Regions from separate parts of the Homo sapiens genome. Here region 1 is linked to region 2. A link is a loop called in an ENCODE intact Hi-C map of the cell type or tissue named here. Cell type or tissue: heart left ventricle. All regions are shown on one strand. Each heading gives the region's core, and the rest is flanking DNA. Links, peaks and the distances in the headings are about the cores only. Region 1 has its middle 88 kb from the start of TLL1. Region 2 has its middle 37 kb from the start of TLL1.

Region 1 (15,512 bases), core at 5,858-9,857, 51 kb after region 2:
AGGTGATTTATTTTGTTTCCATGCTTGCTAACACAATATTTATTCTGCAGCCCGTGGATCAAGGAATCATTTCAACTTTCAAGTCTTATTAGTTAAGAAATACATTTTGTGTGGCTATGACTGCCATAGATAGTGATTCTTCTGATGCATTTGGACCTGAGCAAAGTACATCGTAAACCTTTTGAAAAGAATTTACCATTCCAGATGCCACTAAGAACATTGTGACTCATGGGAGCAGATCAAAATATCAGCATTAACAGGAGTTTGAAAGACGTTGATTCCAACTCAAATGGATTACTTTGAGGGGTTCAAGATTTTTCATGGAGGAAGTAACTGCAGATATGGTAGAAATAGCAAGAGAACTAGAATTAAAGATCATAATTAAAGACATGCTGCAAGTGTGAAGTGAAATTGAAGACTGAAGATGTGACTGAATTGCTGCAATCTCATGATAAAACTTAAGTGGACGAGGAGTTGCTTCCTATAAATGAGCAAAGAAAGTGATCTCTTGAAATGAAATCTGCTCCTGGTGAAGATGCTGTGAACACTGTTGAAATGACACCTCAAGATTTTTACCTACACTTAATTGATAAGGCAGCCACAGGGCTTGAAAGAATTGACTCCAATTTTGAAAGAAGATCTGCTGTGAGTAAAATGTTTTTAAACATCATCACATGCTACAGAGAAATTTTTCATGAAAGGAAGAGTCACTTGATGCAGCAAACTTCACTGTTGTCTTAATTTAAGCAACTGCCACAGTCACCCCAACCTTCAGCAACCACCACCCTTATCAGTCAACAGCTATCAACATCAAGACAAGACACTCCATTAGCAAAAAGATTATGACTCTCCGAAATCTCAGATGATCATTAGCATGTTTTAGCAATAAAATATTTGGTAATTAACAAAAGCACATTTTTTTAGACATAATGCTATCCACACTTAATAGACTACAAAATAGTGTAAACATAATGTTTAAATGTACTAGGAAATGAAAACATTTATGTAACTCACTTTATTGTGACATTTGCTTTATTGTGGTGGTGTGAAATTGAACCTGCAATATACTTCAAGTACGTCTTTAATGATGGACAAATTAAACTACATGAAAACTAAGAATATCTGTTCAACAAAGGAAATGTTCAAAAAGGCAATAAAACAATAGCTATAATAATTTTGCGATACAAATAACCATCAAAGGATAACTGCTATAGACTATATACTGAATTCCTACAAATGAATAAGAAAAAAGGCAAAAAGAAAAAAAAAGTAGAAGAATGGGAAAGATCGGAATATTTATTCTAAAAGTAAATGCATAGAACCAATATTAGAAATTAAAGAAATTTAAATTTAAGCTTAATGATCTACCATTTAATTGTTAGTATTAATTATATATTATTAGTGTGAGTATAAATTGGTACAACCACTTTGAAAACACGTGTGGCATTATCCTGTAAATTTTAATATTTGCATATTCTCAACCTAGCAGTGCCTGTCCTACTAGGTTTATACCTAGGGAGACATATGTGCACCAGAAGACTGCAAGGATATTTATATCACCATATTAGTAAAACATTAAAACCTGGAAATAACCCAGATATCCATCATTAGAGCGGATAAATAAATTTTAGTATGTTTAGAATTAAATTTTTTCAGAAGTAAAAATGAATGAACTACAGCTATATCCATACATCCATTACTGTAAGATTACACACAATATATTATTTAAACCTCAAAAAGATGTAAGATTTAAGATATTTTATCATATATATGATAAAAACACTTTCTAAAAACAAAATAAATAACATTCGAGGTAGCGATTATTACTCTCGGAGGGGCCCGGTGGCTCAGGCCTGTAATCCCACACTTTGGGAGGCCAAGGCAGGAGGATTGCTTGAGCCCAGGATTTCAAGACCAGCCTGGGCAACACAGTGAGACCTCATCTCTACAAAAACATGTAAAAATTAGCTGAGCCCATGTAGTTATAAATTAGTGGTAACATCCTAGTTCTTAAATTGACTGATAGGCCCCCATATAGTCATTATAGAATCTTAAACTTGTTAAGTAAAAGATGGATTCCTACATGGACCAATGATTATAATGTACTGTAAACTGAGGATTTGCCTAAATTTTATAAAGTTATAAAAGAAGTAGTTTGTTTAGTTAAAAGTGTTCTCATAATTTTGAAATAAACATATGAAAGACTTCTTTCCCTATTATGAGAGATGCCAAAACATAAAAGATATTCATCGCTGTTACTTAGAACATGACCTTTGATGCCACTAAATTCTGTAGGGAGGAGGCAAGGGGTGGAGAAACAGTTAAAAGCTTGGGCTCAGAAATTGGGCTTTCCGCATTTCAATTTCTGATGTCTGTCTCTACATGCTGTATGACTTTGGACACGTTATTCAGTTCTCTGTGAAATAAGAATGACAGTGATCATGGGGTTGTGTTAGGGCTTAAAATGTGTAAAGTGCACCAAAAAATGTTAATCACCAATATTAGTAGTGAAAGTGACTTGGAAGGGCCTAGCTGCCTGGCCAACAGCTGAATGCTGTCACCTCCTCCTTGCCACTCTTGGACTGGGCAGTCAGGACCCCCCATCCTGCTTTCCTGGTATCCAAATTGAGCATGTTAGGGAGTGTCCTGACGTCATTTTGGGGGTTCCTAGATGAGGATGGTGTCTGAGGCCTCTGATCTAAGACTTCTGGTTATTAAGGGGGACAAAATGGCCTCCCCTTACAAGGTAATCTCTTCTCCAAAACTGAAGTCTCTTCATCTGTGGAAGGTAGCTTGGACTACCACTCTTCTCTTTTCAATCGTTAGTGTCAAAACACAAAAGGCTAAGCATCAACAAATACCCACAAATTATCATAGCACTTTATCAATGTAGGAATAAAAATAACCTGTTTGGGGCAAGAGGTACCAGGATGCAATGGCAACACATGACAACTAGGTCATGCCTCAGTCAATCTGAGACTTGACTTGTTGGGGTTCCTAGATGAGGGTTGTGTCTGACAAGTCAAGTCTTGACTCTTCTGAGACTCAGTGCCTTTTGCTGCAAGAAATTCTCCAAGAAGTCAGAATTGTTTTTCCAAGGTCCTTCTGAGCTCCAGAATTTTGAGTCTTTACAAGCAGTAGAAAGTCTTCCCCAGTGGGTATATTTTCACCACAGACATAATCAATTAGCCTTGCGCATTTGCCATTGTCCTCACCGAAGGCTCTGGAAGAGTAATAGCTGGTGACAGGAGAGAGGGAGTTGAGTGGGTTTCACAGCTAGCCAACTGGAGAATATCTTCATTGCACCAGACTATAGCTGGGTTACCCAACAAGATTAGCTGTCCAAGTGTCCAGATTAAATTATTTATTTTTCCATTAGTTATCTGAATACAACTTAAGTTTCTGTGGGTGAATAAAATCACATGACATTAGTGAAGATATGACATTTTAAAAGAAGCTTAGGTACTTCCTTAATAAGCACCCTAAAAATAAACAGAAGAACAGAATGAAGGAAGTCACCCTAATACATTTATAAATGTGTGGTATTTCTCATAGTGAGAATGAAGAGTAAATTCTGTATCAACTTTGCACACAGCCAAATGTGCTATGAAATATTACTGATGTACTTGACAAATTCCCAAGTATAGCATCAGCCTTGCTAAAATACTTGCTGGCACGACATTGCACTTCCAAATTTAGCATTATGGCTGACAGCATTTTTCTTGGTCTCTCAAAAATGACCAGCCAAAATTGTACTGCATACATTTTGAAAGGATCTGATACTTAATTCTCTCTTTTTAGAAACTAAATTGCCTGAGTGTGAAACAGGTAAACCTTCAGATACAACTGTTAACCTTTTCAGGTTTAGGAGAGGAAAAATATGGCTATGGGAGTATTATCAAGTAAGGTATTAAAATAATCATGCCACTTGGAGGGATTAAGCTGAGATGAAGTTTAACTTCAGAAAAATCAAATATGGATATCAAGACTGTAACAGCAAATGAGAAATTAAAATATTTTCTTGAATTTTATGTAATAACAGCTACCATCCTTTTATCTAATAAAAGGTTTTACAATCTCTCCTGTTCTTAAGTGTTTTATGAAGAGGAAGGATGACTGGAGATAAGTACTTGAACAGCATAAAATAAAAGCTACTTTCAAGGATAAAATCATTAGGAGGCAACTGAAATTATAATAAAAGCACTTGTTAATATTCACTGTGATAGAAATTAAATTGATATTGCTTAATGTGATAGCAACCCAGACTTTAAAGTAAATCTTAAAATGCAAATAAATAAATAAACAAGCACATGAAAGATGAGTTAGGGGAATCCATTGACATTTGAATGTCAACCTCTTGGTTCTTCCAGTTGAATCCAAACTTTGTTTTGGCTCTACGTTTCCATTTCATTATCTACACTGTCATGCTCATCTTTAAAAATAGTAACATACTGCTGTGCCAAGAAGCAAGGGCCGTGCCAAACCTAGAAAAATCTATAAAATCAGGTTTAGGAAAGAACTGAATTGCTTATAAATGTCAAAAGCTCTGTAAGGAGTAGTAATTTAAAAAATAATCACAACAAAATCTTCTACTGCTTTGCTCATAAGGCCCAAAATACACTGAAGACAGTGTGGCCAAGAAATGAAAGGTTTATATCTGAAAACAAAACTTCCATCTTCACTCTTATTTATAAGCAAATGCTGCTCTGTGGTTTGAGGTAGTATTTTTGACCTAAGAATGATACTCGTGCCCCTGGTGTATAACCAAGATGATATAAGGTATCATAATCAAAGACCCATCAAAATCACTTGCTCTGTGGTAACCACTGACTGGTACTTTTTTCTCAAGAAGACACCTGGGACTATGTGGGAAACGTGCCCTTTGCCTGTCTCTGTGCCTGAGGCAAGTTACTAAGCTCTTTGAGAGCTTTGGTTATCACCAGAGAGAAAAACATTGACATTGAATTATAACCCCAGTGCAGACCAGGAAAATTTCTACTTGAAAGTAAGAAGCATACAAAACACTTAATGTACCATAGAAGTCTGACAGATGTCCACTTGCTAATGAAGTTAGTTCAATTTTGATATTTACATTGGCATAATAGAAATGATAATTCATAATATTAATTTCCATTTACTGAGTGTATAATGTATGTCAGGCACTGAACACTTAATATAAAGTACTTTATTTCAATCCTTAACTAACCCATAAAGAAGATCTGGGGTTCAAAATGGTTAAGCTGCTTGCCCAAGTCCTTATAGCTAATGAGTGGCAGAACTGGGATTTCAGACTAATTTATTTGGCTCTAAAAAAATTCTGTAAAGTGTCTCCTGTTTTATTTGCCTATGGCATAAAATGAGATGTTTTCTGCTAAGTTTCAATTGGCTTATTTTATTAATTCAGTTAATCTACACAATATTAGCTAGTATTAGTAATTTAATTGGACAATATGAGTGCTCTGTGCATATGACTGATTAATAATTACTAATCAATATTTATCATTTGCTTTGGGTTGAATTCTGTCCCCCCAAAACCCATGTTTTGAAGCTCTAACCTTCAATGAAACTATTTGGAAATAGGGCCTTTTAAAACTTTCATTCTGTTTTTGAGATGGGGTCTTGCTTATTGCCCAGGCCAGTCTCAAATTCCTAGGCTTAAGCAATTTTTCTGCCTCAGTCTCTGGGATTATAGGTGTGCACCACCACAGCCAGGTTAGAGATAAGACCTTTAAAGAGATCATTAAGAGTAAATTAAGTCATAAGAATGGGACTCCGACCAATAGGATCGATGTCCTTCTAAGAAAAAGAAGAGACACCAGATATCTCTCTTTCAGAGACCACAGAGACAAGAAGGCAGCCATCTGCAAGTCAAGAAGAGAGAGCTTACAAGAACCCCGTTGTACTGACACCTTCATCCTGGACTTTTAGCTTCCTAAACTTTGAGAAAGTAAATTTCTGTCATTAAAGCCACCCATTTTGGGTGGCTTTTATTTTGTTATGGCAACCCCAGCTGATTACTACATCCCATCAAGCTAATGGGGACTTGATGACTTCTGAGGACAATGATGTTACATATGCAAAACCAGGAAAAGAAAGCATTGTGTTCATAGGGCAGAGCTTAGAGCCCTCTCAGATGACCTACATCTACCATGCAAATCCCTGATACATGACTGGAAAAGGCTAGTTTCTCTTTGGGATCAATTCAGACCTATTTCTTTCTGGCTTATTTCTCATTTGCTTTGCCTGAGGCTGTCAATAAGATATTTGTGATAAGAAAATATTTCTGGTAGACTCGTTCTTAGAATGGGGAACTGAGTCATAGAAAAACCAGCTGCTGAAAGACTCTGGCCAACAGTATATGCTCATGTTTTGTGCTTCTAGCTGTATGTTGCCTTCCATCTTCAACTCTAGCTCTTTACTTCATTGAGGGCTTGAAAAACTAGGATCCTACGGCAGCAGGTGGGCCGAGAGGAATGCACTATGGGTGAATGTCACTGGCCAGAGCTGTCTTAGCAGGACTCGGAGGACTCAGGCACAGGATTAACTTGGCTTCTTCGAGTAACTGTTTTCACCAGTGGAGTTTTTATGAGAGTCTGAGTATGTTTCGCTGGGACTGTAGTTGTACTTGTTTCTCTATTTGTACCCTACAGTAATGCGAAGGTTCTTAAAAAGAGATGAAGCTGGGTGATTTGCATTTTGAAATATCAGGAGGTTTTTGTTACCTTCTGCACTTCTAAAACATTTGGGATCTCTAAAGTGACCACGTTATTGTTTCCGATGCATCACAAAGTGTGAGAGAAACATTTCTCTTTCCCCATCTTCCATTTCTGGACATCCATCCCTTCAACATCTCTACTTTCTGAAACATTTTTTTCCCTCTCTCTGCCAACTGTAGAAGTCAAGGATAGTACAAAAACATTCAGATTGGGAAGCAGCCAGTGGATTCTGCTGCTAGGGATGTTCTGCCACTTGGGCTGTTTATGGAGTATCACTGTGCCCAGGAGCTGTCACCCCCTTCAGAGGGTGGGGAGAATATTTTGTTATTGTTCACCCGCATGATTCTAATTGCACAAACATAGGGTTCCAAGGTCGGGGACCTTTTTTTCCCTCTGTTCTAATAGCAACAATAAAAAAGAATTTGTATGTTAGCATCCTGATTCTTTGTAGGGGAAAAAAATTGTGCTCTGTTTTGTCACTGATGTTTATCTTTAAAATTAATTTTGTATGCTATGGACCACACCTAATAACTGCTACAGGGCTAATTCAATTTATAGAAATCTTATAGAAATCTTAGATAGATCGATGAATTTACATAAATTCTTCCTCAAAAATCCCATGCTTTACAAAACAGTGTACACAACAATCTTTCTAAAAAGAAATTGGTTTTTAGAATCACATCATGTAAATCCAGGTATAGCATGCCCCTTTGACTCATTTATTAATGCATGTTAATAGAAGATATTCAATAAATATTTGTTGATTACAAGGATAATTTTGAATGAATCCTGTGGCAAAGAAATCCCAGTGAAGTGTGGATATTTCCCAAGACACTACCCATCTGGCTTCAGTTTGAAATAAGCAGTGGTTAGCTTTATTGAAGGGACTAGACAGAGGTCACTAGAGGAGTCAGCCAGAATTTGGAAGTGGAATACTGCTGGCTCCCAGCCCTGTTTCTAGTAACTACTCCACCCTACTGTTCCCAAGAGAACAAATGTGCATTTGATAGCTGAGCAGGTGGCATGGACCACACTAATAAACAGCTCCTTTCCTGTAAGGGAGCACTGGACTAGGTTTATGGATTCATGAACTTTCCTGTGGGGAAGCCATTATGTCTAGTTAAAATTGTAACTGAAAACATCCGTCTCTATCAACTTCTCAGTAATTCTAATCTCGTTTAGTCCAAAGCCCCTCAACACTGCTCCCCTCATTGATTCAGTTGAGGGTATGTACAACCTGCTCCCAGGCTCAAAGACAGCATGAGAGACAACTGGAAATTATTCAGTTCATCTGTTTGTCATGAGGAGTGGCTGTGGATTTAGTCCACCTGCAAATTAATGCTGGGAAAAGGAAGCCACTTGGGGTTCAACAGGTCTCTTTCCCTGTTTTTTTTTTTTTTTTTTTTTTTTTTTTTTTTTTTTTTTTAATGTGTGTACTTCCTCTGCTTCTCTCACGAACTCCATAGCTTAGGAATTCCAAGCCATTAAATGAAATTAAGACACAGGCTTATTATTTATTTAGAGCCAAAAGGTTACAATCAACTCCCCTCCAACAATCAACCAATATCCTTTTGTTTACTGGAAATATAACAGGAAAACACTACCTTATATCTAAATGACTTGGGTGGGGAGGGTGGCATTTTCATAAACGCTTGTTGAATTTTCCTAATTAATCAGAAGCCTTTGGCACAAATCGTCAAACTGTTGAGGCTTGAGACCCAGGGCTGGCAGAAAACTTGTCAGCAGAAACTGTCTTTTGTGCAATCTATGTGCTACCTGGCACAAAAAGTACTTAGTAAATCTTGATTATGATTACATTACAATGGTTAATTAGCAGAGCTTTTCTTTGTCCTTACAAACTTCTTTAGACTCTTTGTCATTAATGAATTGAGGAATGAGAGTTTCCCTGGGTTTGTAGGCAAAGGAAAAAAAAAAAGTGAGAGAGTGAGTTTTTGTTATTTTCCAAAGGATATCCCTTGTGCTGACAGTATTCCATGGCGTGAGCCCCACAGTCCCAAAGCCAACCACTCAAGCTGGCCAAAGAAAACGCTGACCCTACTGGACTTGAGTAGGTCAAGGAGTTTTATGGTGAATGGAGAGTGACTGTAAAGTTAATCTCTTATTTATGTTACACCGTGATAATCCTGCCTAAGAGTAACAACAGCCACAAAAGTCAGGAAGTTAAAAAGAATTAACAGCACAAAAAGAGTCTTAGACCATCTTTTTGTTTTGACAGTTATTGGTGTAAACTTGACGGGAGGTTCAGTTGTTAAAAAAGCATTTTTAAAGTCTAGTTAAATGCTTATATCTTATAATAGCATATATTCTATTTAAAACAATATCAAATACTCTGAACTATAAAACTGTAAAAAGAAAAATAAATTTGTATATGCAAAATTTTTAAAATTAAAGATAAAATGGGCACCTTATTTGGAAAGCATTCAGAGTATCTCAGAAATGATTTAAGACTTTTTTTTTTCCAAGACTGGAGTTGAATTAAAGAAAGTGGGCAAGGAGTAATTTTTTAAAATGGGTTTCCAGTTTACAGTTATTTTATAGACATTTTCAGCAAGGACATAGTAAAAGGAAACATTTAAGCATATTATGAAGTACTGAGGTTAGATGAAAAATAATTTCCTGAAGGGATTTAGTCATTGGAATAAGTCACCAAAAGTAAGCTCTGAAATCTTTTTCTCTAGAGGTCGTTAAAAGCATGATACATTTCATCTCTCAAGGACAGAGTTGTATGTGAAGATGGATAATCACACTAAATAATTTCAATGAGAATATGAATTTTTCTGACTATAAGTAAAGATGTTATTTCTTCAAAAATGCTTAAAATGGAAAAAATTATTAATTAGTTTCCAATAGAGTGACTGGGAAAAGGCAGTTTTATAGGAGCTTCCATTGCTTCACTCAAAAGAAATATCTCTCAGCATATGTGTTGTTGTTGTGGCCCCTATAAAATCATTAACTTCAATTTTGGCTCTCTTTCTATGTGGATATAACAGTCCATGAATTCCTATTTGGAATCCCAAGCAGTTACATAACTTATTATATCTTGCCAAGATCAGTAATGTTTCTTATTGAGTAGTTTGTTTATAAGAAATAGCAATTGTATATCATAGGTGAAAAGAACCCAGAAAATAAGATTAGATATTAAAACTCTCATGGGATCATTTTTAGAGTAATTTCACCCATGAGAACATTGTTCACTAGTGAATGAAGACTGATTTAATTCCAGTGGTGTAATGTTATACTAATCTTAGAGATGCAATACAGCCTTCTGAGGGATTTATGTACCAAGAGCTATGCCACTGTTTCCCAGTAAAATAGATGAAAGCAACTCACAAATACATGGCTCATTCCTCTATACATCTCTGAAATGAATGGATAAGTGTGGCAAAGAAGCTATTGTCAGAAAAATAAAAGGAGAAAGAAAAAAGCTAAAAGCACACATGAGTGTAAGGGAAGCGAAAATAAGGAAATGCCAGGTGAACAGACAAAGAGGAGTGGTCCCAGCAACATAGGAAGAGACAAAATATCATGGTGCCACATGGACCCAGCGAGGAGAAGTTTCAATAAAAACAGGGGTGCACACCTGACTCAAGGGCTAAAAGAAGCCAAAGAGATGAGGACTAAGTATGACCATTTGACCTGACAGGACATTATCAAAAACGTTTGATGGTTAGACACTAAAGTGGGTAGAAGAGGAGAAGGAGGGATGCCAAGTGAGGAAGTAAATATAGAAGTTATCTAAGTATTTTGCTGGATTATCTATAATTGATTATGGACAGTGGAAGCATTCACAAGGAAGAGCGAAACCAGATGAATCAAGGACGTTAATCCCAAAAAGAAAACTCCAGCACTGCACAGTAAAAGTGTGCAAACGGGCTTAGAACAAGTCCTCTTCCTTTTACTCTACCTGAGCTCCAGAGGGCACCGCATATTCATGTTCCTCCTCCTGAAAGTGTTTATGATGTGATTTTTAAATAAAATTGATTTGCATGGTATGATATTTATATTATTTATTATTTTTCTGAATTGAACACAAAAGTTTATAAATTTCCTTATTATGCAACTTTTGCTAGGTTATGCTGAGGTAAGAAATAGCCAATGGCTTCTAACAACAATAAAAGCCAATGGCTTCTAACAACCATGGTTTATTTCTTGTCTACATTGCATGTGATCTCCATGTGTGTTGTTAATTCAGGGGTCCACAGTCATGAATGACCCGTTTCTGGACACACTGAGCTCATAGCAGTTAGAAGAGAAGCAAGAACAGAGCCTCAGGGTGGTTCTTGAGCTTTTACTCAGACATGGCAGAAATCACTTCACTCACAATTGAGCAAAACAAGTCACCTACCTGAGAGATAGAGTGCAAAAGTACAATTATGTGACATGGAGGGCAGAGAACACATGGTAACAATACAATCTATCACAGCTGTTAAAATTTTAGAAGCCATAGCATGCATAGAGAAAAAAATTAAAATTTTTTGCATCTTTCTAATTAGTTTACTGACGAGATCATAATATGAGTTTTCTTTTGATCCTGCTTTTTAATTAATACTACATTGTACATTTTCCTCTATGTCATTTGGTATTCTTTAAAATGTGATTTTAAAGGCTGTACTTTATTCCATTGTCTGGAGGTATATAGGTAATGTGTTTGTATATATACACATACATTATTACATTATCTGGATATATATATTTACTTTCCCTTGACTTTTCTGCTTTGCTGTTGTTGTTGTTGTTGTTAATATATTGTCATCCAGAAGATTAGGACACATTTTCTAAACTATTTTCTAATGCAAGCTTTGAGGAATGTTAATAACCTGAAACAACTGTGACCACACCTTTAATAATGGCTGCCTTATCTCTCCTCCTGAAGCATTAATACTCTATTTACAAAATAAGGTTTTTAGTTTCGGTTGAACACTTGCCTGGAAAGTGAAAGCAATGCTCAGAAGTGCTAATATATTTTTGGTGTTTCACTCCCATGATTTGATTTATTGCAAAATTCTTTGAGTGACCAATGATGCCTTCTTTAAGTCCTAAAACTCCTTTCCAATCATATAGCAAGAAAGTTAGCAGTTCAGGTACTGTCCATCTCAAAATATGTATTAAGAATATACATGAGAAGTTTTAATTTTGAGATTATATGTGTTCCCTATAACAATCTGCTGTCTAAAGAAATAAATCAAATATTTTAATGATGTAGTTGACACTTGTTTGCCTACCCATTATCAATTCCTCCCTTTCTTTTCCTAATAGAATCTTCCCACAGTCATCTGCGTGCTTCCGTGGAGACTGACCACACTCCCTGCTCTAAGAGCAGGAATGACTGTTCTAAGAATGACCCCGACCTCATTGCCAATGACTGATTCAGGAGTGGGCAGTTTGCTCCATTCTGCCAATGAGACAAGAAGAATATCTGACTCCTGAGAAACATTCTTTCTCTGTTAGAAGAGAGTCATGTTAAAAGTCATTCCTTTCCTTCCTCCTGACATTTTCATGTGCATAAGTGATACCTGGAACAGATACAGACAGCTTCCCGGCACTTTAGGAGAAGCTAAAAGTTAGGGTGTCAGACACAAGCAGTGGAAAGAACTTGGGTCTTTAATGACCTTGGGGAGCACTGAATCAACCTGGAAAGGTGCCTGGCCTTTTGAAGTCCTGTTATATAAAAGTTAGTGCATTTCCTTATTGTTTAGCCAATTTAAGTGGACTTCAGGATACTTGAGGAGAAAGCATTCTGGCTGATGCAAGAATTCTAGCTGATGCAAGGCAGAGATGCGAGAATATGCTCAAAACTATCAGTCAATGAATCAAAAGCAACACTGGATATCTAAAACATAATTCCATCTGATACACTGACACTGACATGTACACACAACACAAATCTATATGTATATTTTGTCTCCGACTTAGTTACTGAAAGGTCTGTCATGTTCGCATGTACTGTGATGAATAAAATAGGAGACAAATTGTATATGTAATCTTAAAATGAAGGAAGATGGACAGGATGATTTAATTCCAAAAGTGTAAATTCATGTACTTGAAAACAAATAAAATAAATTCTAGCTCAAACTCTTGCAAATGATATCCCAGAGGTGCCCACGATGCATTCACCACAGATCATAGCTTAAGTAACAAGGATGGTGCAGAGAACTTTAATGTATTTCCCACAGAGCAATTAAATAGAGCTACACATAACAGCCATACAATCAGTTGATATGATATACCAATAATTCCGCTGTGGCTCACGCCTGCAATCCCAGCACTCTGGGTGGCTGAGGCGGGCAGATCACTTGAGATCAGGAGTTTGAGACCAGCTTGGCCAATATGGCAAAACCCCGTCTCTACTAAAAATACAAAAATTAGCCGGGCGTGGTGGCACACGTCTGTAGTCCCAGCTACTTGGGAGGCTGAGGCAGGAGAATCGCTTGAACCTGGGAGGCGAAGGTTGCAGAGAGCACTCCAGCCTGGGCAACAGAGTGAGACTCTGTCAAAAAAAAAAAAAAAAAAGAAAGAAAGAAAGAAAGAAAGAAAGAAAGAAAGAAAGAAAGAAAGAAAGAAAGAAAGAAAGAAAGACATACAAAGAATTCTACATTATTTGTGAAGAAAAAGATGTATGTTGGACTTGGATTGGTGAAAGACACAAGTAATATAAAATCAGATTTCCATCACTGGTTTTCAAGTCTTACCTTCCAAGTCTTTCACCCAAGTTTATGATGGCAAAACTTACTGAATAATATTGAGTTTCATGTTTTTGCTTTCCATTCTGTAAATCTCATGGAGGTACAAATAAAAAGAACTGGCTAAAGTTAAATAAACAGATGTCTATAATTTGATAACCAAATCCTATAGAATTAATCCCTGACTAGAAAGGTTTATAAGCAAATATGAGCTCCCTCAATCGGTTATACAAACAGTCAAAATTTTCTGACTTTCTAACTCATTCAAGCTTTCCTTTTGGCATATGAAACACAAAGAATGCAATCCAGAATCTCATTTGCATGCACATTTCAATTTAAAAATATAAAGGTTTTTATTGTTGTTTTTACCTCTGAACATTACAATGTGGAAATCAGGAGCAGGAATTGAAGAATAAAAAGCATTTTTCCCCAAATTATGTAACTGTGTATTATTTTTCCTTTAAATTAAAAAAGATAGCTGTATCTGCATATAAAAGTAAATTATTCAGAGAATTAGATCAATTTTCAGGGTTTTATTGCTCCTATGGCTTAAGAGGAAAACATCCTCAATAAGGCCTTACAAAAGTCCTACAAGTTAAGATCAAGAAAAATATAAGTTTATTTCAAAATGTTATCACTCAACTGTGGAAGAAAAAAAAAAAGATGGTATCATAGAACTGCAAAGTAAAATAGAGGATACCAGAGGCTGGGAAGGGAATGAGGTAGGGGGATAGGGCGAGATTTGTTAAAGTATACAAAATTATAGCTAGATAGAAGGAATGCATTCTGGTGTTCTATAGTACTATAGGATGACCATAGTAAGCAGTAATATACAGTTTTAAAAAGCATGAAGGAGGTTGTTGAATATTCTGAACATGAGGAAATGATGTTTGAGATGAGAGATATGCTAATTACCCTGATCTGATCACTATATATGTATTCCAATATCATTATGCCCTGTATACACCACATCTATAATTACTATGTGTCAATTAAAAAATTTTTAAAATAGTATTACCAAGCATAAGTAAGTCATAAGAGCAACAACCAGAAGACCCTTAAAGACTGCAGATATTAACATAGTCAGATACAAAATATATAATATCTATGTATTCATTTTTATTGCTGCTGTGACTAACTACCACAAACAGTGGTTTGAAACAACACAAATTTATTATCTTAGAGTTATTGGGGTCACATATCTTAAAATCAGGGCCATGTTCCTTTCTAGAACTTAAGGAATGGGTCTGTTACCTTGCCTTTTCCAGCTTCTTGAGGACACATGTTCCTTGGATCTGACGCCCTTTATTGGTCTTCAAATCTAGCAATGCTGTATCTCCCTGACATGCCTTTTTGTTTTTTGGTCATATCTCTTTCTCTAACCCACTTCTTCTGTCTCCCTTTCCCACTTTTAATGATTCTTGTGATCATATTGGGGCCCACATGGAAAATCCAGGATAATCTTCCTATCTGCTGATTAAAATCGTAATTCCATCTGCAAGCCTAATTCCCCTTTGCCATGTATGCCAACATATGCACAAGTTCTGGGAATTAGGACAGAGATGCCTTTGTGGAGAGCATTATTCTGCCCACTACAAGCTGTATCCTAAATGCTTAAGAAAATAAAATACGGAACCACAAATATGAATAAGTAATACACAACCGTTGGTAATGATCAGAAAGACTTTAAAATTGGATGGAATTTCTTGAAATAAGATATACAACTTTTGAAATAAAAAGTGTCCATAAATGAAGTAGATTTTTAGATATAGTTGAAGAAATAATTAGTGAACTGAATATGCATCTGATGAAATTGTCCAGAATATAATGCAGAGGGACAAAAATAAATAAATAGAAAATATAGAACAGAAGTTAAAACATGTAGAAGATAATGAGTAGTTCTAGGATATGTGTAGTTGAAAGCCAAAAGGAGAAAATAGAGATAATGGAAGGAAGAAAATATGTGAAAAGATAGTGACTGAAAAGTTTAAAAAAAAAAAACTTGAATTCACAGATCCAGGAAGCATAATGAATCTTATGCAGTATAATTTTTTTTAAATAAAGTCCACACTTGGATGTGTTTTGGTAAAATTGG
Region 2 (15,512 bases), core at 7,194-11,193:
CAATACGACCACCTTAAAACTAATTTTCTGATGCCGTGTGTGTGTATATGAGTGTGTGTATGTGAGCGTGTGTGTGTGTGTGTGTGTGTGTGTAGGATACTCAACGAACAATCAACCTCAGAAATTTGGCTCTGATCCATCCTGGGCTGCCAATAGAGACCTGGCCGGAAAATGAACTCCATTAATTAGAGTGCAGAGTCAAACATGGTTTTATTCATTGGGCCAGACACAAGTCAGAAAACAGGCTTGATGTTTTTCACATTAAAGAAAAAGGATGCACAGAAGTTACATTATTAGGAAATTTTTAAAATTTGATTGAGAAATGTTTCAAAAATGTCTATGTAGGAAGGAAAGTATTTTTCAAGCAATGCGTATATAAAATTAATTAAAATATAATACAAATAAATCTTTCTATTTTAATTAGCTGGAATCCAGTGTAAATTTTTTAAAAGGCAATAATGGGAGGCAGAAGGGCTTGCATGCTAGGAAGAGGATACAATGGGGTGTCAACAAAAGAACAGAGCGTTCTGAATAGGACTTAAGATTGAAGTGAGGGAGTCAAGTGCTTCTCTAGCATTCAGGAGCAGGAACTGGGCTAGATGAAGGCCTGAAAATACTAAATGTGAATACTCACCCCAAACTAATTTTCAACATATTCATCAAATATTTTATGTTTCCAAAAATAAAACTTTTTAATTTTTTTTGAAATAGCAAATATCAAATTTTAAAAATGGTACCCGTGCTTTGCTCTTGCTCCTGGCATAGCACAGTTTACTTATTGGGTAATCCTGGATAGTGCGGCACTAGGAAAGGGAACTCGGAGGTGCAGAAGGTGCTGGAGACCAGCATGAACGCTGTAAGTGGCGCAGACATCATGCTAACAAGAGTGGAGCTTTCCCATAATAGAGGTGTATTGCTTCTGGGAGAAAAAGTGAACTAATTGGTTCCGAGTTGAATGGTTCTAACAGAGAAGGTGTTTAGTCCTGGTTTGCAGTGAGGCATATGCTATGTGAGATGTGGAAGACTGTGTTTCTTTATCTAAGTAGTTCTGAGAATGATAACAGGAAGTCAAACCGTGATCCAAAAGGTATATTTTGAATTCCTCTATCCCATCAATAATAACTTTCATTTTTTCTTTCACATTTATCGTGGCTCTCATTTTCCAACCTTATTTGTTTAGAGGAGGCTTAGTAAGCCTAAACCAAGGCATTTGAACACATACACACTATTTCACTATCACTCACACTTGAAAAAATACAGAGGAGAAAACCTATTAGGTTAGTTGTATAGCATTTTCAATATGGTTATTGTTACCATTATTGATTTTTCATTATAAACCTTTACACAAATAAAAAGAGGTATGAATTTTACAGGGGTCTTGATCCAATGGACACACATGGTATTATGAGTTTAGTTTCTCTTAGAATGGTAACTAACCAGAAATGTAATCTACAAAATTGTCAATAAAATATTTAACATTACATGTTCTCCCATAGTGAGAAATCAGACAATCTTTTTCTGTCCTTCAGACAATTGAGTTTAGAATAAAAACAGTCAAGACAGCAAAAATGTCACTTTCCATGAGGGCATTTATTATTCCTTGACAGTGATGGAAGTGTATTCAGAGATCTAGAGTGCCCTTGTGTGACATTAACCTGCTGATGATCCATTCCATTCACCTAAGCTGAATTAATAGTCAGAAAAAAAAACTCAGGTAAATATTAGCAGAGGAGGCTTTCTTATTCTTTTTATTTTTTTATTTTTTTGGTGGGGAGTAGAGATGGGGAGGAGCCAACATTTTGTGAAATATCCATTTAACAGAGAAACCTCCTACATAGGATCTGAATCTATTTTTAGTGCTTTCTTGCTCACGATTTTACAAAGAATGAGCAATAGGCCAATATAAGCCCGTGTATTTAGAATCTATTTCATTTGGAAAGAGAGGTAAGCTACGACATCGGGTTACCAGGTACTTTGCCGGCTTTACATTTGCTTATGTTTGTCCCTCCTGGCAGTTGCTTACACTGATTAGGTGCATTAATTCAAGGGCAAAATTTCTTAGTCACAAAGAAAATTGCATTAGTGCCCAATGACTATGGGATCATTCAGAAAAATAACCTGAGGATTTATGCAGCACCAAGTTAGCTGGATGTTTGGCATTGATTTTTTTAATACTAGATACGATTGTATTTTCTTAAAGATTGAAGAATACTTCTCCAGCCTACATTTACTAGGTAACAATTTCATGAGTCTTTTGTATTATGTTTTTCTCCATATAGGAAAAAAATGAATATCAGTTTTTAGATTAGACAGGCAAGAGGAAACACTTGAACATACCCTGTGTATACCAGGAATTGCACAAGATGCTTCCCATAATTTACTTGATTTAGTTCTCAGAAAAGCAACGTGTAAGCATTATAATCTTCATTTTGTGGTTAAATAAACTAAGAGTTACAGAGAAGGTTATTTGCACACAGTGTTTTAAATTCAAAGAGCTTCTGTTAGAATTTATTATGATGGATTTTAAAAGTCCTGCATATCATGCCGTATTGTACAATCCCACGGAAACAACTGTTTGCTGCTCATAGGCACATGAGACACTATAGTTGTGATTCAATAGTACAAGCATTCAGTATGTGAATGACGTTTTTCTGCCTTCTAATCCTAGATGTGAGCTAAATATGATTGAGTGTCTTTGGTTATATGGGAATTTAAATAATACTAATTTGATGTCATTGTTATTGCTGCATTTTATAATATTGTTAGACATATAAACAGAACTGAAATGTCACTGCAATACTATTTTTTTGTCATTGCTCAGTTCTCCATTGACTTTATCATATAAATTAAACTTTGGATTCCTCTAAGATATTTTTTCTTGTCTAATACCTCTTGTGATTTTTTTCTCTCTTTTTAAGGCAGTGTAACTATACCTACTTTTGAATATACTGTTATGCCAGCTCCTTCTAGAAACTAGTCTCACAGAGTCAATAATTTCACACTGAAGTAACCCAACAAAATGTTTGATAATACACAAATATACTAATAAACCATACGGTTTTCTCACTAAGAGTGATTCTGTCACCAATGATTGAAATAGCTGCTTTTTCCCTCTGCCACAACATTCTGGATTTTTTGTTGTTTCTCTTGTCTTCTCTCTTCAGTGACCTCCCCCTCCCTCTCTTCTCCCTTGCATCTCCTCCTCCTCCTCCTCTTTCTTCACCCCTCTCTCTTTTCTTTCTCTCTCTCTCATATGTTCTCTCTCCCTCCACCCCCTTTAGTAATCCTATCTCTGTCTGTATTTCTCCCCCTTTCTTCCCTTCCTCCAGTAAGGTAGTTTTTTACAACCTTGCCTTTTTCTAATTAACACCTACAATGGGCTGGCCATCGTCCTAGACTTTAAGCACACAAAATATTGACTCAGTTCATGTTTCCCTTCTTTCTTATTCTGTTAAACTTCCTCTCTTCTTGAATCCTGAGCTAAAGACTCCATGAGAGCTCCCTCAATTTCCTCCAGACAGAAATAATCCTTCTGTATTTCTGCTGAAAGAGTATATTAATTATAATATTTTGTTACAATGAAATAATGTTAGTTGGGGTTGGAGGTGGTATGATGTGCGCCCCATCATGGAGATTAGCACAGGATTAGAATTTTGTGGTAGAAAATTTACTAATGGGATATGTTAAATGTGGATAAGCAAAAGGTGACTACATCCTGTAGCTACTCAGACTGCCTGTCACTTACTCTGGAGAGCAATATGGAAGCATGGAAGATGTGTGAACGATGTTAGTCTCAGCATCCAGAGACCCTGGTCCAGGTCTTGCTTCTGTCTCTTGTTAGCTCCTAGCACTGAGTAATGGATTTTATCCTTTTGAATCTGAATTTCTGTACTTCTGTATTCTGAACATCTGTAAAATCGATAAACTGTCTAATAATTAGACAACTCCTAATGTCCTTTCCCTTTATAAATCCTAGGATGTGAGAAACTTTAAATGCCTTGAGGAAGTAAATCTTGGTGGTTTATCCACTCCTGTGTTATAAACTACCTTGTCTCCAAATGCCAGCAAGGTTTAAGTATACCTGATTTAGTAAAGTTATTTTCTCTTAGTCTTACTTGCTGTCTGGCTGTGGTAGGTAAGGTTTTTGTTTTGCTTGGGTCTTGTTCCTGTTGCCTCTCACTGTGTCTTGAAAACAATACAGTAGTTTGAATGAAGTGAGATGAGGATAAATATTGTCCTCACAGCAATGGTAGCCAAAGTTCAGCAAGTAGAGAGTGGGATAATGGCCCATTTCCTCTTTTGTATAAGCATGGGTGGTAGCCAAAGGTGCTCTGTTGAATTTTGCTTCCTGTATACACTATGTATCATTGTGTGTGCTACTCGGGCCAAACTTTAGAGACTATGCCAAGTGGAATTTCACACCAGGTTTGGAGGAAGGGAAAGACAACAAAATGAACTTACTTCCCCTCTCTTCACCCTATTCCCACCATTTACCAAACAAGAGGGAAGACTCATATATAACAAACATTTTCAGTGGAACACAACTCTAATTGGCCAAAAGGATGAATCAAATAATGATTTGTTGTTTTTGCCTTGTGTCCCAGCAAGAATTCCAGGCGGTCGTAATCAACTTGATCATGACGGAGGGAACATGCTTTCCTGCCCTCTACTGACAGAAACACTCATTATGACTAATTTCCCAGCTTCCAGTTATCTTGTGATCTAATAACACACCTGTAAATGGGGCCTTGTGTACTTCCAGATTTAGTGTGGATACCCAGATAATGCTGAGGATGTATGAGATGAAAAACAAAACAAAACAAAACACACACACACGCACCTCATCAGTTAAGTGGAAAGGGGATTTGGAAGGAACTAAGCATAACTACAGAATCATGTCAGGAAAAGTCAGTGCAGGAAAAAGATAGAGGACAGCCAGCAAAGGAAAGGAGCCCCAGACAGCTGCAGAGGTAGAGAATCATTGTTTAAAAGAGAGCTTTGGCAAAAATCGAACCAACGAATAGGTGAATTGGAGAGCAACCAAAAATGTGGGGTGGATGGCTTATGCTCTGTGCCTCAGTGTTGCCATCTTAAAACGGCGTCCACATGAAAGGGTTACTTTGGAGGTTGAAGGAAGTAACACAAAACATTTAGCTTCATATATATTAAGTGATGCAAAAATAGAAATTATTGTTATTAATATAATGATAGTAAAGAACGGGTGATTATTTCATGAACAACTTAAGAAAAAGCATCGTTCTTTTGGCCTAGAAAAGGGAGAGATTGTGGAAAATAAAAGGGTGTAATCATCTTAAACTACAGAAAGAAGAATGGAGGTAAATCCTAGGGTGAGAAAATAAAATATAAAAGACTTCATAAATACAATTATGTATAATTTCATTTTATCTTGACACAGAGAAGTAAATTAAAAAAGGGAATTAGAAGCAAATCTAACAATCCAAGATTTTCACATTGAGAATTTTCAATTACATTTAAAAAAAGTCTTAGGCAGGAGTCAGAGCAACTAAAAAAATAATAAATATGGAGGCAAAGGCCAAACAAAGGAGAACAGGGAAATCCTGGAAACTTCTATTAGCCTGCGTAACTTCCTTCCCAATTATACTCATGGAAGATATATTAGTAGAACAATTTGTAAACAGCTTGATATATTCCAAATCTGACCAATCACAGCTAGCATTTTTTTTTAAGCCAGGTCATCATTGTCCTTACCAGGGATACTGGTATCTCTATGTGAGAAATTTCCAATGACTGTGGAGTTAGAATTCTCTGGCAGAATCAACTGGCTGCTTTCCATGATAGTATATCCTCTCCAGACTGAGTAAAGGCATTGTCTCATTTCAATGAACTGAAAGTGTGTTTAATTATGAGATGGAGCTCTAGTGTGCAGTAAATAAAATAATTTGTTAAATCAGTCTTTCACTTTCTGAGAGTTTTAGATGTCTGGTGAAAAAAGGGCAAGAAATATATATACACAAAAAAAGCTCATGAATAGAAACATCTTAGGACACTGTGTGTGTGTACCCCACAGACATATATACCATATCACAATATGTATATGTTTTCCCATAATGGAGGGGTATTGTTATTATAGTTGTTGCTGTTAAAAAAGAAAAATGGGCTGGGCGTGGTGGCTCCCTCCTGTAATCCCAGCACTTTGTGAGGCAGAAGCAGGCGGATCATGAGGTCAAGAGATTGAGACCATCCTGGCCAACATGGTGAAACCCCATCTCTACTAAATATACAAAAATTATATTAGTAGTGTAGTCCCAGCTACTCAGGAGGCTGAGGCAGGAGAATCCCTTGAACCCGGGAGGCAGAGGTTACAGTGAGCTGAGATCATGCCACTGCACTCACTCCAGCCTGGTGACAGAGTGAGACTCTGTTTAAAAAAAAAAGGAAAATAAAGAAAAATGAAAAGTTGGAGAGGAGGCTAAGTATAAATTGTGGAAATGCAGACATTGGAAATGTGTGCTCTCCCATATCTGCAGCTATAAATAATTATGAGAAATGAATGGGTAATGGAGTTCAGTTAAATTTTGTGTTTGGAGGGCAACTTGAAGATGAGACTGAATTTGAAAGTGAGCTATAGTTCAGATCTGTAAGAAATCATAGTATGCTTAAAAATCCTGGATATCATCTAGAATGTAATTTTTTTAACTATGTAATTTTTAAAATAGATCTAGTTACTGAATTTTCAGACATTGATATGTTTAGTTCATGGCTCACTAGATCCTTGGTTCTTTGATAAATGAGATTCCTCAGCTTGAGAAAAATTGTTGTTTTACTTTGTGGAAATTGTCCTTTATTCCTGATAAAAATGCCGTAATATATGTCTTTTTATATTCCATTGTTGTCTAATAAGTTGAAAAAGACTGTTTTGGATTCTCCATGCAATTAATTTTTATAGGGAAGGGTATCCATAGTATAAGAAAAGAGATACTTTTCATGTATAGAATGATGGGAAAATGTTATTTGTATATGCACAAAACTTACTTGACAAGATAAAAGGGTTAGCATATATAATATTATCCATGCAATCCTGAATATGTTTAAATCCCTAGCAAAGTTTTCTCTTACCAACATACTCATTGTCATTCTTTGTATTTACAAAAGAGAGTATGTTAAATCTAAATGTTCATGCCTGTCACAGACTCCAGCTAGACAACCTAACCTGAGCTGTACAGAGGTCTTGATTGTATTTCATGAGACATTAAGACAGTTTGGGACGGGCGCAGTGGCTCAAGCCTGTAATCCCAGCACTTTGGGAGGCCGAGGCGGGCAGATCACGAGGTCAGGGGATCGAGACCATCCTTTCTAACACGGTGAAACCCTGTCCCCTGTCTCTACTAAAAATACAAAAAAATTAGCTGGGCGTGGTGGTGGACGCCTGTAGTCCCAGCTACTCAAGCAGGAGAATCACTTGAACCCAGGAGGCGGAGGTTGCAATGAGCCGAGACCGTGTCATTGCACTCCAGCCTGGGCAACAAGAGCGAAACACTGTCTCAAAATAAGTAAATAGACAAACAAAACATATTTATAACAGGTATTTGCTGCTGGTTTTTTTGTTTGTTTGTTTTTTGCATTAGAATAGTTTTCTAGTATGCACAGAATTCAAATGAATTCGTGGTCTGCATATTAACAAACTGGTAGACTGGAGATTGGCATATGTAACTAAAGATGAATTATTTGAAATGGAACATAATGGAAAGATAAAAAAGACTTGAAAAAAAGAAGGCATATTGTCTAAACCATCAACGATGGGTAAAAACAACTGGAGTGCAGGCTTAATAATAGGTAATGAAAAATGAGGGGATAATTAGGTGCTGTCAGAGGGATGAGAACAGCCTAATTGTATTTAAATCTGCCTAAAAAGGTAAGCAGCACTTTAATTAAATTTATAAATAATACTAAATTAACAGATATTACAAACCCCAAAGGTTTTTAGCTTGCTTTCCACTCCAACTAATTTTGTAGGCAGATTAAAAAGGCTGTTTTAATCATTCCTATCTGACTAATCTAACTTCTAAAAACTGAAAAACATTCTATTCTCACATTCTCAATTCTGTACATTTCCTCTGCTATATCTCTAATAGATCTTAGGGATTTATCCCGAATTATGTAGAAACAACCACATGGGGAGACTTCTGGTAAGCATCGTGGAAAAGCAAACATGAAGCTGAGACAACAGAAGTTACAAAAAATACATCTAAATGTAAGCCAAATATAGTTAGAAATTTTGATTCATTCAGAGACAGGCAAATTAAACTTGAATGTAGGCCATAATCTAAACGATGTGTAAACATCTATATAGTAAAGGAGATTTAACCAGGGGCCATCAACCTAAGCTTAAAGACACGTAAGACCTTAAGGAGCTAGTCAACACTAGCTACAACAGAAAGACACTCAGTTAATGCAGATCACCCTGAAGACTTCTCAGGCAGGCTAATGACGTGTTTAGATAGGTGCACCTGGATGTTTATTCCCAGACTCAGCTGTACCTCATTCCCAAATGCCAGAAGAAACTATTTGTCATCAGAGAAGTTTGCAATTATAGCGCTCACGTCACAAAAAATTTTCCATGAGAAACTCAATTTTTTTCCCAAACCTAGAAGCTCATGATTACACACAACATCACAGCAAAGTCAAGATGAACTCAAACAGAAGGATTCCTGATACATTTTAAATATCCTATGTGGTCATGTCATGTTGGCCAAAATCCAGTGATGCTGACTGTATGAAACCAATATATTTAGTAGAGAATTTGAATCCCAGACAAATATTGAAATAAATACTTTCTTCAAAATGGAGAAACTTCATTATTTACCCAACATTCACAACAAACAGTGTTTTGATCATTGCTCATATTTTTGCTTCCTGAAGGAAAGCTTTGCAACTAGAAAAAAAAAAAGTTAGGTCAAAGCTCAATTATCTAAATACCTTTACAATTCTAACTTGTTTACCATTCTTTAAGTCATTTCCAGGCTTAACAAATAATAGTAGCTTTTCATCATCTCAGCTTTGGGCTTGTGGGAAAATTATTAGACAATGAAATAAATTAATTCCCCACCAAAACGTACAAAGTTTAATATAAACAGCCTTTACCAAGAAAAAATATAGAAAGATTTTTTTTAGTTGTGTGCAGATCCAGTCATTGTTGACTCTGGGAAACAGTTGACTTCTTCCTCTAACTGAAGGCAGCTTCACTCAAAGTCTCATTTGTTCACCCTGCACCTATTTCCTAGGAATTCCTCAATCTCCCAGCATCTTTTCTGATAATTGTACCATCTACACATTAAACTAAACTTGTTCCTTATTTCTCTAGCGGCTCTTCTCCCAACTTTTCCAGGAGATAAGTAATTAATTCAATAAGCAAATTTGGCTGAGTGTGACGGCTCACGTCTGTGATCCCAACACTTCCAGAGGCCAAGGCAGGAGAATCTCCTGATACCGGGAGTTTGAGACAAGTCTGAACAATAGTGAGACTTCTGTCTCCACAAAAAAAATATAAAATTTAGCTGAGTGTGGTGGCATGTGCACCTGTAGTCCCAGCTACTCAGGAGGCTGAGACAGGAGGATCACTTCGGCCCAGGAGTTTGAAGCTGCAGCAAGCTAGGATTGAGCCACTGCACTCCAGCCTGGTTGACACAGACCCTGTCTCAAATAAATAAATAAATAAATAAATAAATACATACATAAATGGTGAATATTTATTAAGCAGATACATTCGCATATAAATAGTAGCTTTGGTGGGCTACTGATGAACTATGTTTTAACCCTAAATAAGGAAGGTACAACGCAGTCAGGGCTCTGATCTGTTAGTATTTTCCTAATTTTAACACCTAGTCTAATATATTAAGGGTCAGCATTCTTCAAAATGAGTTCCAGTAACATACTTTAAAGCAAAATATCATTGAAATATAATGGAGGTAAGCTTCATTCCTACTACCTGCACTAATAGTATCACTACCGGGTACTCAGAGGGATTTCACATGATAGACACTTGTGCAGGGAATTATTTCACTGGTTCTATTTTCAAGAATCTTCCTTGTTCAAGAGTTAAATCACTATTGCTTTTGTAACATGTGACAGATTTGTTCTCTTCTCTCTCCCTCCCTCTCTCTCTGCCAACATTGGCACCCTGGTTATTCTCATGCTGCTTTACATAATTGGTCTCTGAATAGATGAAGCTGCCACCTGTTCACAAATATAACAAATCACTCTCCTTTGAGAGTATGATTTTACTGAATTGCGATGGGATAGTGGGCCTGGACAGCACATTCACATCTGAATAAACCTATATTCACCCTTCATTCAGTCTGGTCATTTCTCCTAATAGTGTAAGTACTATATTTAACTGATAACAATGTAATTATTATCTTGATCTTATTTTGATTTTAAGTAATTCTTCCATTTTACCCTTTTCACTTTTTTTCTTTAGCTACTTTACATCACTTCCACCGAGAATAAGCTATGTCCAGATTACCCAATCAAAAGCAAAGTTAGCTCTCCCCAAAGACATTCCTCCAATATAAAATAATCATGATATCACATTTCTGGATCTTCATTCTTCATCTTGCCTAGTTCTAAGAATACGGGCTCTCAAAATAATAATTTTATTCATTTTTAATGTATTGAAGTCATCTAAAGGTTTTTGAACAATGGGGAAATCAGCATTAACACATAGCTAGAAATGCATTGTGTCTTCCCATTGTAAAGTGTTTTAAAAGATTTAAAAGGATTAACTGTCATTATATTACACAGCAAGATTAAGTGGCTAAAGAAAATCTCATTGCTGCAGGGTATTTCTAACCACATCCAAGGTGGTAGACACTGTCACCTGTAAAAGAAATGATGAGTTAGTGGGTGCAGCACACCAACATGGCACATGTATACATATGTAACAAACCTGCAGGTTGTGCATACGTACCCTAGAACTTAAAGTATAGTAAAAAATTAAAAAAAAGAAAGCGTGAAGAAAATTTACAAAGTCTCCTCAGTTGAAGACTTGGTGACATGTAACTTCTACTTGAAATAAGTGATTTAAGAGCTAAATCAGATCCCACTATATCAAGAACATTACCCTATTTTCTACCAGAAACGTTCCCAGTGCTATTTGTAAAATACATACCAGAAAAGGACTTTAACATGATAGTGAAGTTGACCTGATGACTAGAAAGAATACAGACACCCAACAACAACAAAAAAGGATAATATGCAAATTTCCCCATCTTTGAACATCATCTAAATTCTTGATTCCTAAAAGGAAGGGTAGCATTTTTATCCAAAACCTCAAAAAGATGTAGGAAATGTCTGATAATGTCTTTGACTACCACACCTAAATAGCAAGTGAGTTTTCCACCCCCCAAACTCCAAGTTTTATAATTACCATGTTTTATGACATGGTATGTGTGAAAAAACATACATATAATATAAAACTCTGTATAATGCATAACTTAGTTCATGTCTCTAATATAGATATTTAATCTTACAAAGTGTGTCCTGCTTGTGAGTCTTCATAATTTTCAAATTGGAAGTAGCCTTTGAAATTGTATAAACTTTTTATTTTATAGATAAAGAAACTGAAATCCTATAAAATCTGTAAATCCAGAGAGGGTTGCTCCATAAAAGGAGTGACCACATCTATTTTATTGATTCTTGTATCCCTATTGCTTCACAAAGTGGCATGCAAGCACTTGATAAATATTTGCTGGAAGAATGAATGAATGACAACCAAGACAAGAAACCAGGATTGCCCTCTATACTTTTAGCACTAGAACCTCACAAGCAACATCTATTTCATCTTTAGAAAATTCAGTTTAATAATCATTGAGTTCTTTCTCATAAAGGAGTATGCAAGGTAATAGAAAACAATTGGTTAAGATGAATGGAATAACTTTTTTTTTTTTCTTTTTGAGATGGAGTCTCACTCTATCACCCAGACTGGAGTGCAATGGCACGATCTTGGCTCACTGCAACCTCCGCCTCCCTGGTTCAAGTAATTCCCTGCCTCAGCCTCCCAAGTAGCTGGGATTACAGGCATCTGCCACCATGCCCAGCTAATTTTTGTATTTTTAGTAGAAACGGGGTTTCACCATCTTGGCCAGGCATGTCTTGAACTCCTGACCTCATGATCCGACTGCCTTGGCCTCCCAAAGTGCTGGGATTACAGGCGTGAGCCACAGCACCTGGCCAACTTGTTTTAATGAAATTAGTTATGTATGGTTTACTGTAATACTATTGCACAAGATAAATGCTAAAAGATAGTTACAACACAGTGGAATACTACACAGCCATAAAAAAAGATCAAAATCACGTCCTTTGCAGCAACATGGAAATTTGCTTATCCTAAGTGTATTAACTCAGGAACAGAAAATCAAATACTGGATGTTCTCATTCACAAGTGGGAGCTAAACATTGAGTGCACATGGACTCAAAGAAAGAAAAATAGACACCGGGGCCTACTTGAGGGTGGAGGATGGGAGGAAGGTGAGGGTTGAAAAACTACTTACGCTCATTACCTGGGTGACAAAATAATCTGTACACCAAGCCTGCAGGACACCTAATTTACCCACATGACAAACCTGTTCATGTACCCACTGGACCTAAAATGAAAGTTACGAGGAAAGAAAAGATAGTTAAAAATATTTAAAAAGGAGAAATCTTTTCTCATTTGGGATTTGGTAAGTCTTCATGGATGAAGTGGTATTTGGCCTAGGCCTTGAAAAATTTTTAGAACGCCAATCACCAGAACTGTTAGAAAGGTCCTAAGGACATTCCAGGAAGAACAAATTTGAGCAAAATCACAAAGGAAGGATAAGCCATAACTTGTTACAGTAATGATGCGTGACTGGCAGGAGAATTGTCTGTGAAAAGTTAGAATAGCCTGGGAGAGATCGAGTGAAGCCAGACTGTGAAGGCCTTGAATGTCTGTGCAGTCAGCCTCCATATCCATTGGGTTCCATATTCACAGATTCAAACAACCACCGGTTGAAAATATTTGGGAAAAAAATAGATAAAAATAACCATATGACCCTAAAAAATAATGAAAAAAAAACCCAATAGAGTATAACAACTACTTGTGTAGCATTTACATTGTATTAGGTATTATAAGTAATCTAGAGATGATTTAAAGTATACGAGAGAATGTGTGTAGGTTCTATGCAAATACATATTATATGAAAGCCTAGGTATCCAAGGAGGGGGCCTGAAACCAATCCCCCGCAGATATGGAGGAATGTACTAAATATAGTAGGCAGTGCAGAAATAAGGCTTTGACCAAGGAACTACCAAACTAAGGTTGTTTTGGTTGCAGTGTTCAGGACAAAGGAAAGATTAGACCTTTCCTTTAGGGTCTTTGTATAAGGGACTGCATGATGTGCTGGGTGGTACAGACAATAAACACTTTCTTTAAACATCCAACATAGTTGTCTAGACACAATCATTTTATTTGTTATGAAATGACTACTTGTAGCATGGAGGTAGGAGAGGGATGTGAGTTGTGAAAGAAGAGGAAAAGAGGAGTAGGCTTTTGCATTTTGAGGGCATTTATTGTTTTGAGAAAGAAAATGTTATTTATGCTTTCCATAAATGCTTTCAGTATTGAAGATTTTTTTTGAGACATAAATGCTGTCTCCCCAGGAAACCAGGAGAAATAATAGAAAACTAAAATAGACATGATGCAAAGAACCTGATGTATGCACTCTCTCCTCTCGAGTACCTGTAAAAACCACTGCAACCACATCACTCTGCTGTATTATAGTCTAGATAGCACCAGATGCCAGCATCTCTGAGGTTATTTCACATCACATCTAAAAGTGTGTTTGCTTTGCTTTAGTACTAAAGTGACTTCAACCTGATTGTGAACTCTCCTCCCATCATCAGACATGAGGAAAAAATATAGGATCACATTTGATGAAGTTTAAAATACTTTTAAAGTTGATCAGCCAATTCCAATTAGAACACTGTTAATCCAACAGCATTATGGTTAGACAAACTAAACAGTGTTAAGTATAATTGTTGATACCTATTTTGTGTGTACATGGTATATCCCAGACATTGTAAGTGAAAATTGAAACATACAGTGTAAGCTGAAATGGATCTCCATATTTTATTAAATCGTAGCCTGTTTAATATTAGTGTTGGGATGGAATGCTATCTGTTCTTATAAATAAATATATGTAAGAATCCTTATTGCTTTGGCATAAAAAATGCAAAATTTCCAAATTACCTTTTCCTTTCCCCTGGCATCCTGCAGTAGTCTCCCATTGAGATTTAAACTCAAGACCCCCAGAGAACAGATGGTGAAGACCTTATCTTCTTGCTGATCACAGCATGGGACAGTGTGACTTGGTCTGATAGTTTAGTCACTTGAAATATAACCTTTCTTTGAGTTTTCTATTTGCCTCCATTTTTAGATAAATGTTTTATTTTTATCAACAATGGATATTTCATTTCTATTTGGCTTGTCCCCACAAACCAACTTGGAGCAAACAAAACTCACAGAAACAACCCTGTCTATTAAATTTAGGTTTGGCTGGTAGTTTGCAATTAGTAATCCAAATTTCTTCCTTTTGGTATTTATTGCCAAGCGGATACAATTCAAATTGTGTTTTTAAGTTTTACTAAGCGCAAAGTAAACTGAATAAATATTTTGGAGAAGGACATGAAGAAGGACAAGATAGATGCTATGACTTAAATAATTCCTTATGTTCAACAGATAAATGATGATCCTGATGAGACACTGTAATGGATTTTTTTCTTCCTATTTTTTTTTCTCAGATTTATTAGGTTATCTTATGTGGATTACATCAATGGGCATTTGAATGGTACTAACATTTCTGTTTATGTCTCCATTAAATATATCTACACACATATACACAAACACATAAGTTACATTTGGCAATAGAAACTAGTTATAAAAGATGGAGGATTTGAGAACACAATCAAAACAAAAAACCCTAACAATGATAGCATTACCTTATTATTATTGGATGTTATTAATACTTGACTCAATTTTCAGCCTGTTTATATTATGCTTGGAAGAAGACATAAGATATAAAGAGATGAGAAAGAAAAAAAAACAAAGAAAGACTTGGAGCACTTCTTTATGCTCTTTAAAGGACATTAAACATAGCATGTGAAAAAATATATAATTATACCAGAAATCACATTATTTTCAGTCATGGTCTAATGAACAATATGTCCTGAAGGGCCTATGAAAGATAAATTAAGAAACAAACATAAAAGAGAGCAATACTTCTCACGAAATGAACTCAAAGACTTGGTAGATCAGAAGGCATTTTAGAACATGTCAGAGCATGCTTAAGAAGGTGGCACTTGGCCAGAATCCTATCCTCGAGGAAGATTTTCACACTTACAGTCTAGGGAATAGCCTAATTGACATTCAATGAAAAGATAGAGAAGAGAAAGAAATAGACAAATGACATGGGTAACAAAACATTACTTTTGAGGTGTTTACTCTCACAACATTT

The links. Hi-C counts contacts between places; a loop is a spot of excess contacts. Peaks named below come from ENCODE experiments on the same cell type or tissue, not always from the same donor. Only the 100,000 strongest peaks of a DNase experiment are listed, where the experiment ranks them.
Region 1: a loop joins it to region 2, with 1.8 times the contacts of the local background. A loop is called at or near these places in 1 of 110 quality-filtered maps.

The regions. Positions count from the first base shown.
Region 1 is chr4:165,777,045-165,792,556 of GRCh38, reverse strand. No RefSeq gene overlaps it. Among named protein-coding and RNA genes, the nearest start is that of TLL1, 88 kb to the left of the region's middle. In heart left ventricle, for the core only: no CTCF peak of the experiment used is centred there; no DNase peak of the experiment used is centred there; H3K27ac peaks cover 513 bases.
Region 2 is chr4:165,828,975-165,844,486 of GRCh38, reverse strand. No RefSeq gene overlaps it. Among named protein-coding and RNA genes, the nearest start is that of TLL1, 37 kb to the left of the region's middle. In heart left ventricle, for the core only: no CTCF peak of the experiment used is centred there; no DNase peak of the experiment used is centred there.